3 separate regions of the Homo sapiens genome follow, and regions 1 and 2 are each linked to region 3. Evidence: chromatin contacts called from ENCODE Hi-C or POLR2A ChIA-PET data. All regions are on one chromosome and are shown on one strand. Each heading gives the region's core, a stretch centred on a gene start or an enhancer-like site at or near the end of the contact. The rest is flanking DNA. Distances are from core to core; before and after follow the strand shown. Region 1 overlaps SPTBN1 (spectrin beta, non-erythrocytic 1). Region 2 holds the start of ACYP2 (acylphosphatase 2). Region 3 overlaps CIMIP6 (ciliary microtubule inner protein 6).

Evidence for each region. Hi-C counts contacts between places; a loop is a spot of excess contacts on that map. ChIA-PET counts read pairs that join two places held with the same protein, here RNA polymerase II (POLR2A). Pooled maps may share reads with other maps.
Region 1: a map of K562 shows a loop between it and region 3 (2.2-fold over the local background). The contact joins two enhancer-like sites. A Hi-C loop is called at or near these places in 1 of 168 maps with a recorded cell type or tissue (K562). POLR2A ChIA-PET finds 5 or more read pairs at or near these places in 2 of 52 experiments (H1 and WTC11).
Region 2: POLR2A ChIA-PET joins it to region 3 with 15 read pairs in Panc1. The contact joins the promoter of ACYP2 here to the enhancer-like site in region 3. A Hi-C loop is called at or near these places in 7 of 50 pooled maps. POLR2A ChIA-PET finds 5 or more read pairs at or near these places in 2 of 52 experiments (MCF 10A and Panc1).

The regions. Positions count from the first base shown.
Region 1 is chr2:54,497,499-54,502,406 of GRCh38, forward strand. The region is part of intron 1 of SPTBN1 (spectrin beta, non-erythrocytic 1); the gene reads left to right. It also overlaps the pseudogene C9orf85P1. Among named protein-coding and RNA genes, the nearest start is that of SPTBN1, 44 kb to the left of the region's middle. RefSeq lists an enhancer at 1-209 and a silencer at 670-854. Within about 2 kb of position 3,251, at least 6 of the 41 ENCODE cell types and tissues checked have a DNase peak (open chromatin) inside an H3K27ac peak, as active enhancers do.
Region 2 is chr2:54,114,154-54,118,959 of GRCh38, forward strand. ACYP2 (acylphosphatase 2) reads left to right here and starts at 1,462. Exons shown (of 4, transcript NM_138448.4): 1 at 1,462-1,603. The coding sequence starts at 1,546. RefSeq lists silencers at 1,291-1,360, 1,851-1,910.
Region 3 is chr2:54,358,079-54,362,382 of GRCh38, forward strand. CIMIP6 (ciliary microtubule inner protein 6) reads left to right here. Exons shown (of 5, transcript NM_001100396.2): 4 at 881-996; 5 at 2,125-3,503. The coding sequence ends at 2,484. Among named protein-coding and RNA genes, the nearest start is that of CIMIP6, 29 kb to the left of the region's middle. Within about 2 kb of position 2,218, at least 13 of the 41 ENCODE cell types and tissues checked have a DNase peak (open chromatin) inside an H3K27ac peak, as active enhancers do.

The sequences.
Region 1 (4,908 bases), core at 2,001-4,500, 140 kb after region 3:
TACTTTACCTATGTTTGGTGAAACATTTGAATTCACATGTTACTGAACAGTGACTTGGTGTGTTAACCTTCTTAGGTTTTTAAACTTTGAACAACTGCCTTTCCTCAAAGGCAAAACTAACTTTTTTGGGAATTGCAGAAATCGTAACTCCCCAGGGACAGCTCACCCTCAGTCCTCCAAGCCATAGAATTTAAAGACTGCCTTGATGCCACCAAAAACCTCAGTACCTTTTGTTACAGAAAGAACATTGTGTGGTATACTTCCTATGTTTTGAAAAATATCTGCAAATATTTTGGGAACTGAATTTTGGGAAGGGCTACCCTCTGGCTGAACTCTGCTTACAAAATCCATAAAAACAGGGTTCCAGCTCTGCACAGCAGGACAGGTGCAAGTGTGCGCCAGTAACCTCACAGCCGGAGACCATCTCTACAAACATCCTGCCAGGAGAAGAGTAGAGAATAACAAAGGAAAAAAACAAGCCCTCCAGTTGGCATTCTTGTTGAGGAAGTCCATCAAGAATCAAGTTCCTGTCAACTTGTTTCTGTATTCTTTTGCTTAAAGAATCACAGTAGAGAGTCCCAATCTGAAAAAAACTTTGTTATATTTCTTAGGTTGGGGATACATACAGCATGGAGTTGGAACTTCAGTCTGTGGAGCCAAACCCAGACTGAAAGGCAGCAAGAGAGTAGCAGCTAAGAGCATAGACTAAGTGCTTCCACTGGGTGGAGCATGACCAGTGCATTCACAAGACGGGAATGTTCGGTAGACTTGCTGCCGGCCATGTGTGTGGCTTCTGAGCACATGTGGCTGGTGTGAATTTTAAATTTTATTTAATTTAAATTAAATTTAAATAGCTACACATGGCTTGTGATGACTGTGTTAGACAGCACAGGATAGACTTAGAAGCTAGACTACTTGGGTTCAAATTCCAGCTTCACTATCGTTTACCTCTGTGACCTTGGACAACATTCCCTGAGCGCTTTATGCCACAGTTTTCTCATTTGTAAAGTGATAAAAAGATAATAGTGCCTACCTCAAAAAAGGTTATTTTGAGGATTAAATGAGTTAATATTTGTAAAGGGCTTAGACCTGGGCACATAGTAAAAGCTATATCAGTGTTTCCTAAATAACGCAACTATATATACATCCCTAAAGTGAAAAATTGAACCTAGATCCATACTATATTTTTTTTCAAGAAGCTCCCATGCATCCATTGTCAATGCATTTTTCTTAAACACCCCTTAAATATTGGGGAAAGCAGAAAAGTCATTTATTTGATAAATATGTCTGGAGCCCGTACTTTATGCCAAATGCTGTGTTGGGTGCTGGAGATACATGTGTTGGTGCATAGAGACTTGATTCATCCTAATAAAAGGGTAACGGTCCCGCAGTGTTTTCACCTAGTGGTTAAGGAACTTTATAATACGAAGGGACTTTAAAAGTAGGGTAAAGGTGTAGATGTAGACGGAGAAACCCAGGAGACTTTGCATTTGCTCCTAGTCAGCTGGCTGGGACTTCACCCTTCACCTCCTGTTGGCTCATGCTTTTCCCTTTGCACCTGTGGAGCACAGGTGTGTCCTGAGGCCCTCACCAGCCATGCAGAAGCCTTCAGGTAGGGTTAACATTTGCCCACTTCTGGAAGGGATCGATCTGTTCTCAGATGACAGTGATAATTCTTGGCCTATTTTGACTCAATAGTGGCAATATTAGTAGTTTTTTTGTATTTGTTTTAATTTTTTTCTCCTTATTTAAGGAAAAGTTGGAAACTAATGTTGCTTCCTCCATTTTTTTTGTTTGTTTAAACTTTGCTGGTTCATGAGATTGAAAAGTCTGTGCTTAGACCATACCACCCGATGCAGTTTGTGTAAGCCTTAAAAAATAAATATTTCAGCCCCAACATTCATGTAGTACTAAAAGTGAGAGGCTTTTGAACCATAACTGATTTGACAAGAAATGGACATAATGGAGGAAGGTGACTGGTTGTTTGCGTGTTGATTTGCTTTCAGCACTTGCTAAAACGTGGAGCCAAGGGGAGAGAATCCACCAGGTTGCTTTACATGTGAAAAATATTAAAATGTCAGCACAGCCCAGCCACTGACATAAGAAAAACCGTTTCACAGTTAAGTCTCTAAATAATGTCCTAAAAACACAACATTTGTAATTATCTAATTAATAAAGGATACAGGTAATAGAAGTAATATGGAAGGCATTTTCTGGTAGATAAAGCTTCAGAAACCTTCACATCTGCACATGATTATGAAGCCCCTGTTATTACTTTGCTTTCCCCCTTCCTTTAGCCCATGTTTCTCACTATGAACTAATAGTACATAATAATAAAACCCTGGATGTCAGCCAACACAGAGTTTTGGCTAACTTTTCCAGTGTTTGTTAAAGTTGAAAAAGCATTGCAGCTGTTATGCTGGGTACTTTCCAATGGAGGATGTGTTTTCCAGATGAAGGCGCAAATGGTAATTGAAATGTAATCAGTATTTTTGGCATCTTGGAATTATAATTCTTTTTACGTTTGTAATGTTAATTGTTCATTTCTTAGGATTTGTTTTGTGTTTTTCTGTGATCTGTAATCTACTAAAAGTGAGAGAATGAACAAATGTTTTAGGCGGTTTTTCATTCTTTGAAAGAAAAATGGCAAGTAGTCACGTTTGTTAGGTGATGGCTTATTTTAAATAATCACAAAATTTATGTTTGAGACATTTTATTGTAAGACTCATGTTTCAGGCAACAGAAAACAGAAAATCTAAATCTCAAATACAACAAAATTTTAGAGATGAATGGAAACTTCTAGATCACTTGGATAGGCTGAAGACTCAGTGGGCCTCAGGTGTTCCCAGGACCAGGCTGCTGGAGATGTCCCTTTCTTTGAGAGATTTGTTCTGTTTTTTTTTCATCTCGATCCACTGTGTTAAGGAGGGGTGGGGTGTGTCTGCTGATGGTTTTATTGGTATTTGAGGTTTCTAAAGTTTTTTGTTTAAGCTAGAAAGAGCTCTAGCTGATTAGTAGCTCTCAATCCTTGGCTGGATATTTTATTTTTTGTTTTGTTTTGTTTTGAGACAGGGTCTGGCTCTGTTGCCCAGGCTGGAGTGCAGTGGCGCAATCATGGCTCACTGTAACCTCTGCCTCCCAGGCTCAAGGGATCCACCCACCTCAGCCTCCTGTAGTAGCTGGGACTACAGATGCATGCCACCACGCCTAGCTAATTTTTGTATAGATGGGATTTTGCCATGTTGCCCAAGGTGGTCTCAAACTCCTAGCCTCAAGGGATCTGCCTGCCTTGGCTTCCCAAAGTGTTGGGATTATAGGTGTGAGTCACTGTGCCTGGCTGGCTGCGCATTTTAAAGATCTTGATGCTCACTCATACCTGAGCCAGCATAATTAAATCACAGTATCTCCACAGGTGACAGTGATGTGCAGCCAAGAACAGTGTTCCTTTCCAGTCCTCTCTTTATAGACGAGGAAATTGAGGCCCTGAGCAGCTAGATGACTTGTCCAAAGTCCTCTGCTGGGACTGACCCAAATAAGGAATGGCTGATTTCTGGAAGGGATGTCAGATTCTCTGATTACAGATCTCTCGTGATCTTCTCTCGGGGCTCGTGGACTGTCCTGTCAACAGTCAGGCTAGGCAGCTGCAGAGAGCAGGACTCTGGGGTCCCCAGTGAGGAGGAAGCAAAGAGTCCTCATCTTCCTGTCCCCTTTACCCGAGTAGAAATTGCCCTTCCTTATCCCACATGAGCTACCAGAGGCATGATAAACTGCCTCTGGGGCTTTTTGGCTCTTTGGCTCTTTTTTTTTCTTTTTTATTCCTTTAGAAAGAAATAGGTTTGTAATTAGCTAACTAAGACTGACAAATACCAGACCAGTTGCTATATATTACAAAGGAGCTTCTTGAATAGCTGGTCACTTCTGCATATTGTAGAAACCTTCCTTCTCCCTTTTAGGGAACACTACACATTATTTAGGTACAGTGTTAGGGATAACTGATCATTTCTAATGCTGTGTATATCCATTAAGGGTAATTTAAAGCAATTAAATGCTAACCTGGCTGGACAGCCAGGTGTAGGTTTGTGGCATCCAGAAAGAGGAGATGGACTTGGTGGATTCTGAATTGGTCAGTTCCACCTCTTCGTGTTTTGGAGGCTTTGTCTCGTTACTTGCTCACCTTTCTGCTCAGTGCTCCTTGACATGGCGGGTCAGGTTGATGGGAGGTGGTACCTGGATGCCCTTTGCTGGCACTGGGCACTGCACCGGAGAGTTACCACCCCTGCCTGGGGATGGAGCCTCTCTGGGGAGAGGACAGTGCAAAGGTGGGGGACTGGGGAGTTGTGAGAAGTGGGAGCTAGAATATGGAGCAACTAGTGTGTATAGAGACTTCGTGAGAAAAGCTCGATCACGTTTTGGTAAGTATTTGCAGCTCCCTGAAAATTTGTGTTGGGAGGTGATCATTAGCATCTTCTGGAATATTTGCGCTAAAGCAAGACTAGATTAAGGAGCTTTGGTTCATTTCCAGACCTGTCCTGACAGCATCACTCTCCAAATGCTAAACTCTGAGAGAGAGAGTATGTGTATTTTTCTTTTCAGGATGTCAGTCAAATAATTCACTCATTCCTTTCCCCAAACACACTGGCCTTTGAAATGACACCCTACCCCTGCCAATAGTGAGACTGTGGTTCTGATCGGGGAGCTGGCGAGTTTCTGCTTTCTAGCCCCAAAGGCCTCACCCTTGCTCTCATCTGGAAGCTGATGGGAAGGTTTGTTAGTCTTCTCAGGAGCCTGTCACAGGACCTCAGGAACGTAGCCTGTAGTGGGCAGCTGGCATCAATTTAGTGCTGTGGGGATGGCAGGCTGTCAGAGTGGTTGCACTTTACCTGCACGCCCCCCAACCCAGCCCTCTGT
Region 2 (4,806 bases), core at 212-2,711, 240 kb before region 3:
CAGAGAAATATGCCAAGGTATTGAGGCCAACAAATAGAGAAATGCAAATTCTCACAAGTAAACAGATTTGGAATTCTAGAAGGTGGCAGATTATCAATAGCTGTATCCAGATCCTTTGGAGTGGTGGATGGTTTTATATTAAAACTTGGTAATAGCTCACCAGGAAATAAAATTCAGCCTTAACCTTCTAGGCAATTGGGATGTTGCTGAGAATAATCAAGACAATCAAAAAAAAAAAAAAAAAAAAAGGTCGGGTGTGGTGGCTCACACCTGTAATCCCAGCACTTTGGGAGGCCGAGGCAGGTGGATCACCTGAGGTCAGGAGTTTGAGACTAGCCTGGACAACATGGTGAAACCCCGTCTCCACTAAAAATACAAAAATTAGCTGGGTGAGGTGGCGCATGCCTGTAATCCCAGCTACTTGGAAGGCTGAGGCAGGACAATTTCTTGAACCTGGGAGGTGGAGGCTGCTGTGAGCTGAGATTGCACTACTGCACTCCAGTCTGGGAGACAAGAGCGAAACTCCGTCTCAAAACAACAGCAACAAACCCACACCAAAAAAACTGTATGAACAGCAGACAAGATGACTACAGTGTTTTTCTTTTGTCTGTTTCCACTAGCATAAAAGACTTCATATTTTTAAAAAGTTTCTTATCCCAGAAAATATCACAATCCGTTTAGAATACGAGTTCAGGCTCAATTCCTTCCTGACTGTACAGAAGAGCTCAAGATGTTGCAGACCTTATCTTAAAAGCTGGCTTGGTAGTCACCTAAACATTTCATAAATAATTTACTAACTCTCAAAACACTAAACACGCAGGCCCTTGATTTCAAAAGCCAATCTTGCTGGGATGGAGTGGGGTGGGGGACCTGGGATGGGGGATGAAAGGGGTTGGAAATGGGGAGATATTGGTCAAAGGGTACAAAGTTTCAGTTAGTGTGAATAATAAGTTCTGAAGATCTGTTGTCTAACATGGTGACTGCGATAAATGTATTGTGTCCTTAAAAATTGATGAGAGTAGATCTTAAATGTTCTCTTCATTAAAAAATGGTGCAATGGATACGTTAATTTCATTGATGTAATCATTTCACAATGCATACATATGTCAAAACATCACCTTGTACACCACAAATATACCCAACTTTTATTTGTCAATTACACTTTAATAAAGCTGGGGGAAGCCACTCTTTTTTTGGGCACAGCATCCGGCTTTTATTTACTAACTTTGAGAACAGAGTACCTTGATCAATTAAATGGTAGGGAGCGCTGTGGAGACAGCATCCTCCCCAGTCCGGGAAGAGAGGCCTAGGATGCCTGGGGCCCAGCGGCCTCTTCCCTCCTGGCGTCCCCGGCTGCCCTCGCTCCCAGGCCCCGCAGTCTCATTTGCCGCTTCCGACGCGTGACCCCGGCGCGCTAGCGTCCGGGACCGGTGACAGGCGCGGGGTGCGCCAAGCAGTCCCATGTGTCCCCTCCCTCTCGCAGCCGCCGCAGTCGCTGCGCCCCGAGCCCCTCTCCGGCTCCTCAACAGAGGGCTCGCCGCCGCCATGTCTACCGCCCAGTCACTCAAATCCGTGGACTACGAGGTGTTCGGAAGAGTGCAGGGTAGGAGGCCCCTCTACGGTGGGAGATCAAAAAGGTTATGGGAGGAAGGGGAGAAAGCTGTGAGAAGCGCCTCCCACCTAAAGTATGCCTTTTCCCGTTGTGGCTGGGACTTCCGCTCCGCCATGACACAGCAGCGGCGGCGGGGAGGGAGGCGAAACGCGCATGCGCCCGAGGACTTGGACGGGCGGAAGTACGGGAATGGGGAGGGAAGTGGGGGAGCGGGAGAGGAGGGGTCAGGGGACTGCTGAGGACCAGAAGTGGGCGGCTGCTGGGTGCGGGAGTAAGCGGCACGGGGGAATGTTGAAGTTGGGTAGGAAAAGAAGAGGGTCTTTTAACTAGTGGTCTCGTTGCTTGCCACTGAAGCTACCTGGGCTTGACTTGAGTTTTAGGAAGGACACTTAGATGGTTTAAGGTTAATTTTTCAGAGGTCAAACCTTTTTTTAGACCTCTTTGTAGCTCTTAAAAGAATGAAATTGTTATCTAATTTTTGTTTCATCCTAAGTTTAAGTAGTTGCCAAGTTTGTAATGTCTGGCTTGTTGAAAATATTGATATTTATAAATGAAAATATTAAGTCACTCTGAGATTTATGCAATGGAATATAAATAGGGTAGTGATTTAACATCCACCATCTTCATTTAAAATAAAACTCTTCAACAATGGGAAATTTTACTCATTTCTTTTCCTCTTTGAATTTGATTTTCATTTCACTTTTCCCACCGAATTACCCCATTGTTTTGCTTGAGGGTTTTTTTTTTTTTTTTGCTCACCCTATCATACTTTTCTGCAATATGTATATGTACATATATGCACATGTATGAATAAGTGTAATGCTTTTTCTTAATTTCCTTTGACAATAAGGCTCTCTTAGAAACAAATGCTGGTTCTTTGGTGCCAAAAAGAAGAACTAGCGCTCAAAGAATTTTCTCAGCAAGGCAATTTTACCTCTATAGAAGGGTGCGACTCGCGGATGAAGCAATGGCAACGGCACACCTGAACAGGGGAGGGGAAGGGGTTCTTATTCCTGATGCAGGTAGCCTCTACTGCTGTGTCTTTCCCCTACTGGCTAGGGTTGGACCGCACAGTCTAAGCTAATTCCGACTGGCTATTTTAAAGAGCAGGCGTACGAGCTCAAGTGGCGGGGTGAATAATTTGGCAGGAAGGGTGGTTACAGAACAGGTGACTCAGGATGATTCAGGTCAGAGCAGGTGACCAGGGGTGACTCAGGATGGAGCAGGTGACCAGAGGAATAGAGGTGAACTACTGATTAGAACTGGTGGAAAAGGTTGTTTACTGAAACTAGAGGCGAGGAGAACGAGGAAGCTAGACTTTAGAGCGCAAAGAACCGAGCATACTGACATACTGATTCTTTGAAGAGAAATTTAGAACTCATTGTATTCAACAGCTCCAAGTATTAAATTTTTTGTCTGGATGGAGTTATTATTGAAATTATTATTAGAACACTAGATGAAAATATAAAAAGTATGATAAACATTATTAAAATTTAAAGGTAAATTTGTGTTAGAAGTTTATTTTTTTAATTTTATTTTTTTAAGAGATGGAGTCTTGCTCTGTCACCCAGACTGGAGCAAGTGCAATGGCACAATCATAGCTCACTGCAGCCTGGAACTCCTGGGCTCAAGTGATCTTCTGCCTCAGCCTTCTAAGCAGCTGGGACTACAGGCTCATGCCACCATGCATGACTAATTTTTAAAATTTTTTTGTAGAGAAAGGGTCTCTGTTGCCCAGGCAAGTCTCGAAATCCTGGCTTCAAGGGATCCTCCTGCACTTCGCCTCCCAAAGTGATGGGATTACAGGCGTGAGCCACTGCACTCAGCCAGAAATTTATTAATGAGAAGACTGGGGGTGTTTATGGAACCTCGGTTGGTGGAAGAGTTGAATTATCCTTGTATTTGGTACTCTAGAGGTTTTTACACTTTGGTGCAGTGTACCAGGGTAAGATTAAGAATGGGTAAAAGTGTGCCTTTTGTAAAGAGATCTTTTTTTAATTTAATTTTATTTTTATTTCCTATAGGTCTTTGGAGAACAGGTGGTGTTTGATTACATGAATAAGTTCATTACTGGTGATTTCTGAGATTTTGGTGCATCCATCACCCAAGCAGTTTACACTGTACCCAATGTGTAGCCTTTTGTCCCTCACCCCGTCCTACCCTTTCCCCCCTGACTCCCCAGAATCCATTGTATCATTCTTTTATGCCTTTGCATCCTTATAGCTTAGCTCCCACTTAGAAGTGAGAACATAGAATGTTTAGTTTTCCATTCATGAGTTACTTCACTTAGGATAACAGGAGACCTTTCTTTCAAAGGATGATTGTGCAAAGGGAGGTAGGAAAGGAGTCTCAGGTCAGTTTTAGGAAGGAATATATGTGGAAGTTGAAGATCTGGAAATTGATTCCCTGAACATTATGCATGGATCTGTACTCTTTAGAAAGTCTTTGAGTGAACCCAGCGGTATGTTATCCTGCTTTGAAAACTGCCACAATAAGTCACCAAAACACGTAATGTAAAATACGAAAGTGGTGGCAAAGATCACCTGACAGAATGGTCCACTAGAGACAAATGGCAGTAGTGAAGGAGTCTGTGTGTGTGTGTGAATGTGTGACATTTATTATGGGTGTTCTTTGTGCTGAGCATTTCACTGTTGTTTACTTAATCATCACAATTTTGTGAGATGCATGTCTTATTCCTGTTTTAACAAGGACAAAACAGGTGCACAGAGATTCAGTAACTTGGACAAGCCCTTAGTTGACAAATGGGATTTGATTCTACATCTCTCTGACTTTAAAAGTTGTGCTTTCCCATTATAAGATGTTATCTGCTATTACATTATATATTTCTATTAACTATACAATTCCACTTTTGTGCACATAGTGGTAACACGGTATATAATCAATTTGGACCAGCAGTAAAAATATGGAAAAGAGAAACGTACTATACATAAATAGTGGGGTTTAAAAAGTCAACTTTAGGGCAATAATTCCTATAGTTTGCAGTATGCTAAATGGAAGAGAGTACATGCCCACTATTGATCAAGGCATAGTATGTAGTACAAACTCACCATCACATATTTACATACATCTACATTGACATTCCCTGACAATTTAGAATGTGCCAAGCTCTGTACTCAACATTTTACATATATTGTCTCATTTAATCCTCATCCCTGTAACTGCAATGGTTTTTC
Region 3 (4,304 bases), core at 968-3,467:
ATATACTCATCACCCAGATTGAAAGATTATTTAGAAGTGATTTTTAAAGGATTTCATACTCTTGCAAATTTTTCAGAACCCCTGTTATTGGGCGAAATGAAAAGAATTATGTGTTCAACTACAACTGCAGCAGCCCTAGAGTCTTCCAATTCCATTAGTGCTAGCTTCGGCATACAATTTCTACCCTGTGGCCACAGCCACTGGCCAAACTATAGATTCAACATAGAATTTCTCATACTCTTTCTAGTCGTGAAAAGTTAACAAATTATAGTTATGTTTTCCCTAAAATGTATTGGTATCTGTGTAAAAAGCATATCTAACAATTTTTTTTTTTTTCCTTAATGAGACAAGATCTCTCTTTCGCCCAGGCTGAAGCACAGTGGTGCAGTCATGGCTCACTGCAGCCTTGAACTTTTGGGCTCAAGCGATCCTCCCACCTCAGCCTTCCAAACAGCTGGGATTATAGGCACATGCCACCACGCCTGGCTTATTTTTTGTAGAGATGGGGTTTCACCATGTTCCCCAGGCTAGTCCTCAAACTCCTGGGCTCAAGCAATCCTCCTGTCTTGGCCTCCTCCCAGGGCATGCTGGGATTACAGGAATGAGCCACCATGCCTGACCATATTGTTGTATTAATATTAATTTTAGTTTTAAAAATTACTAATAATTCCACACGTGGGGCTAATTTGGTTGTTTTGATTTGGCTCTTTTCATGAAGAAAGAATGGTGAATCCATTCTATTTATTATTTAGATTGTGTAAATAATCTTGCATACTTCAAGAATTTAGTTTTGTTACCATATTTTATATTATTAATACTGATTATATGTCCATAAACAAATCTAATTTTTTGTCCTGACTTCACAAAATCTTTTTTTTAGTACCACTTGCCTCTCCTGGTACATCAGCAGAACTTCAAAACAATTTTATAGAATACATCTCTTTTATACATCAATATGATGCCAGAAAAACTCCGAATGAGCCTCTCCAGGGAAAGGTGAGGCAGTATTTAGAATTATTTAATACTTTAAGACAGAGTAGATTTGTAGAACTTTAAGCTTTTTCAAGTCATAATTATCTTTCTGTCTATTTAAACAAACTACTTCAGTTATTAATAGGATAGAATGTTAGCCACATACCATAGTAAAATGTAAGGAATAATACTATCCTGGTATGGTGGTGCCACCTGTAGTCCCAGCTACTCAGGTGGGTGAGGTGGGAGAGTTGCTTGAGCCCAGGAGTTCGAGGCTGCAGTGAGCCGTAATTGCACCACTGCATTCCAGCCTGGGTGACACAATGAAACCTCATCTCAATCAATCAATCCAAACATAATAATTTGAATCAGTCTTTGGAATTTGGTCTACTTAAATTATTGAAATAATTTGTGTAAAATAATATCAAAGCATGCTGGGCACAGTGACTTGACGCCTGTAGTCCCAGCTACTCTGGAAGCTGAGGTAGGAGGATCACTTGAGTTTGAGGCCAGCCTGGGCAACATAGCAAGTCTCATTTCTAATAACAATAATAATAATAATAATAATAATAATAGTAATAATATCAAAGCAGTTTGACAAATGTTTTGATATGCTTAATACATGTGTGTGGCAGGGAGATGCATGTAAGGTTTATAAAGCCAAATAGAAATGTAATTGTCAATTATTGGATTTTTTTCCAACTATAGATGTTTGCTTTCATATTTTATTATTACTTAGCTTTTCATCAGCGTTAATAGGCATTTGGGATGCAATCATAAATTCTTAGGTCTATGAACTGTAGTTTTTGTTGTATCCATAGCAATCTTTAGAGCAAGAAATGAAATTTGATGTGAATAGTCTTAAACAGTCCAAATGATAAAAAAGTTGAGAATGGGAGATGAGCTGCTACTTCTTTGACATTCTGCCTTTTTCCTTCCTGTTCATTTTCTGATGCACCCTATTTTATAATTTAAAAGGTTCACCCATATATGGTGGTGTCTAGTTTGGGACTGAGGTGACACCAATGAAGAGGCAGAGAAGTGCCTGCATCACTGACTAGGACTTGAGCTAACGCACAAATTCAGTTCACAGCTGCATCTTCCAGCAATCTGCGTTCTCCTGGTTAATGTCGACTTTGTTTTCTTTTCCAGAGACACGGAGCTTTTGTACAGAGAGAGATAAAACCAGGCAGTAGGCCAACAGTTCCTAAAGGAGCAGAGGTATTACTGAACACTCCAGGGTCACGTTCATCAGAACAGTCCAAAAAAACAGAGAAAGGAAACTCAGCGGAAAGCAGAATGATCTCACCAGGTCTCTGCCAACAAAATTCTCAGGAGCTGTTAGAGCCTAAAACTCACTTATCAGAAACAGACGTCAGACAGGCAGCCAAGGCATGCCCCAGCACTCCTGAGAGCAGAGAAAAGACCTCAGGCGCCACTCAAACAACTGTAGGAGATGCTCTTTTCACTAGGCACAAGCCTTTAAATCCACCAATTAAAAAATCAGAATAAATTACCTTCTTCAGATAAAAATCTAATCCCTGGAATATAGGGAAATTTCACAATCATCATCTTGGCCCTCACATTTACTTTTCTGTTATCAGTAACTTCAGAACATACAATTTATGTAAATGGAAAAAGAGAAAAAAGACAATTAAAATACAACCAAATGTTATTAATAAGAGTGGTCTCCAATAAGTGGAGTGAGACATTATTTCTATGTCACATTCTTTATGAACACAACTTTGTTTTGCACAACACATGATCGTAATTAACAAATATAATACTTTTAGAAGAGAGGCCCTGTTAGACATGAGTGGACAGCTTTGGAATCAAACAAACTAGAGTTGGAATGTTGGCTTCACTTCATTCCTTGAGCTGTGTGACCTTGGGTAAGTAACTTAACCTCTCTAGACTTCAGTTTTCTCAACTGTAAAATTAGGAAAATAGCAACTTCGTAAGATTATTGAGGATGTGATTATGCACATTGATCAGTAAGTGGTCAATGTAATCATATCATCACTGCTACTATAATTCAATTTTCAATTTAAGGATAATGTTCTCTTATATATTTAATTTTTCCTCATTATTCTAAAACTTAGAACTCCTCCATATATAATTAAAAGTGTGAAAATCTAAAAATACTTCTGCCAGTACAAGATGCACAGACACATACACACTTAATTCAAAGACATATGGGTACTTAGAATATTGAAGTATTTTCTAAATTGTTTTCTATTTTACTCAGATCATTTCTAGCACCAACTCAACCTTTGCTTTTTGGATGAGTTTGGTAAGGATTAATTCTACTTCCAATTTGGTGTGTTTGGTGTGCCAAAATGTATCTATTATAAGATATGTTATATTGCATACAAGTGGAAGTAGGTGGAGTATTCCTCTGTTATAAAGAGTATTTACAAATTTCCATTGGGAAATATCAGCTGCTCACTATTATCTGCAGTATTGATAAGACTACAGCTATATCTTTATCCATTTATTCTCCATTAAAGAAATTGTGATAAACTGCAAAATAATGAATGTCATTATATTTTTTTGTGTTGGGGACTTCTAGTTCTTGCCACATATATATCTCCAATGTATATCTTGGAGATCTTTCCTTGTCAACATATGTAGGCAACCTTGTTATTTTAATAGCTCCATAGTCTTCAACACCATAGGTATACTACTATAAAATTGGAAAAATTAGAATGCAAGTTTTGGTATGAAGACAGGGAAGGGAGAGGTTGTTAGCATGTTTGGAAAAAGGTCTTAAAGCCTAGGGACTTGAATTTTTATCCTCATTGGAACAGGGATGGAAACTTATGTCCTCCAAAGTAGAAAGATAGAATTGAAATCTGCATAAAGCTAGAACTCTCAAATGGCTGGCCTGTCAGTACAAGGCAGACTCCACTCCACTCATATAACCAGGAAGATAGCAAGAAAATTTGCCTCTGCCTGGAGCTATGGATAGTGAATAAACTCCTTGTGAAAAAGTAAAACCCCAAGCTTGTACCATGCTCCAGTTAGGAATATGAATTTACATGTAAGACTTCTCTTAGGACACAAAACCAAAAAATTCCTCTAGTGATACCACTGAAGTCCCTGACAAAAGCAAATGCAAACCCTCCCTGGAGAGAGTTTCATGATCAACACAAAAAAGGAATCCCTGTTAAAGATAGTCACAAACAAAAATTACAAATCACACCAAGAAGAAAACCAAACTGAGCAAGAGTCTGCAGTACAAAAGAATGACTATAATTTCAGAACTGGAGATAAAAGAATTAAAACATATAATTTCAAAACTGGAGATAAAAGAATTAAAACACTTTCAA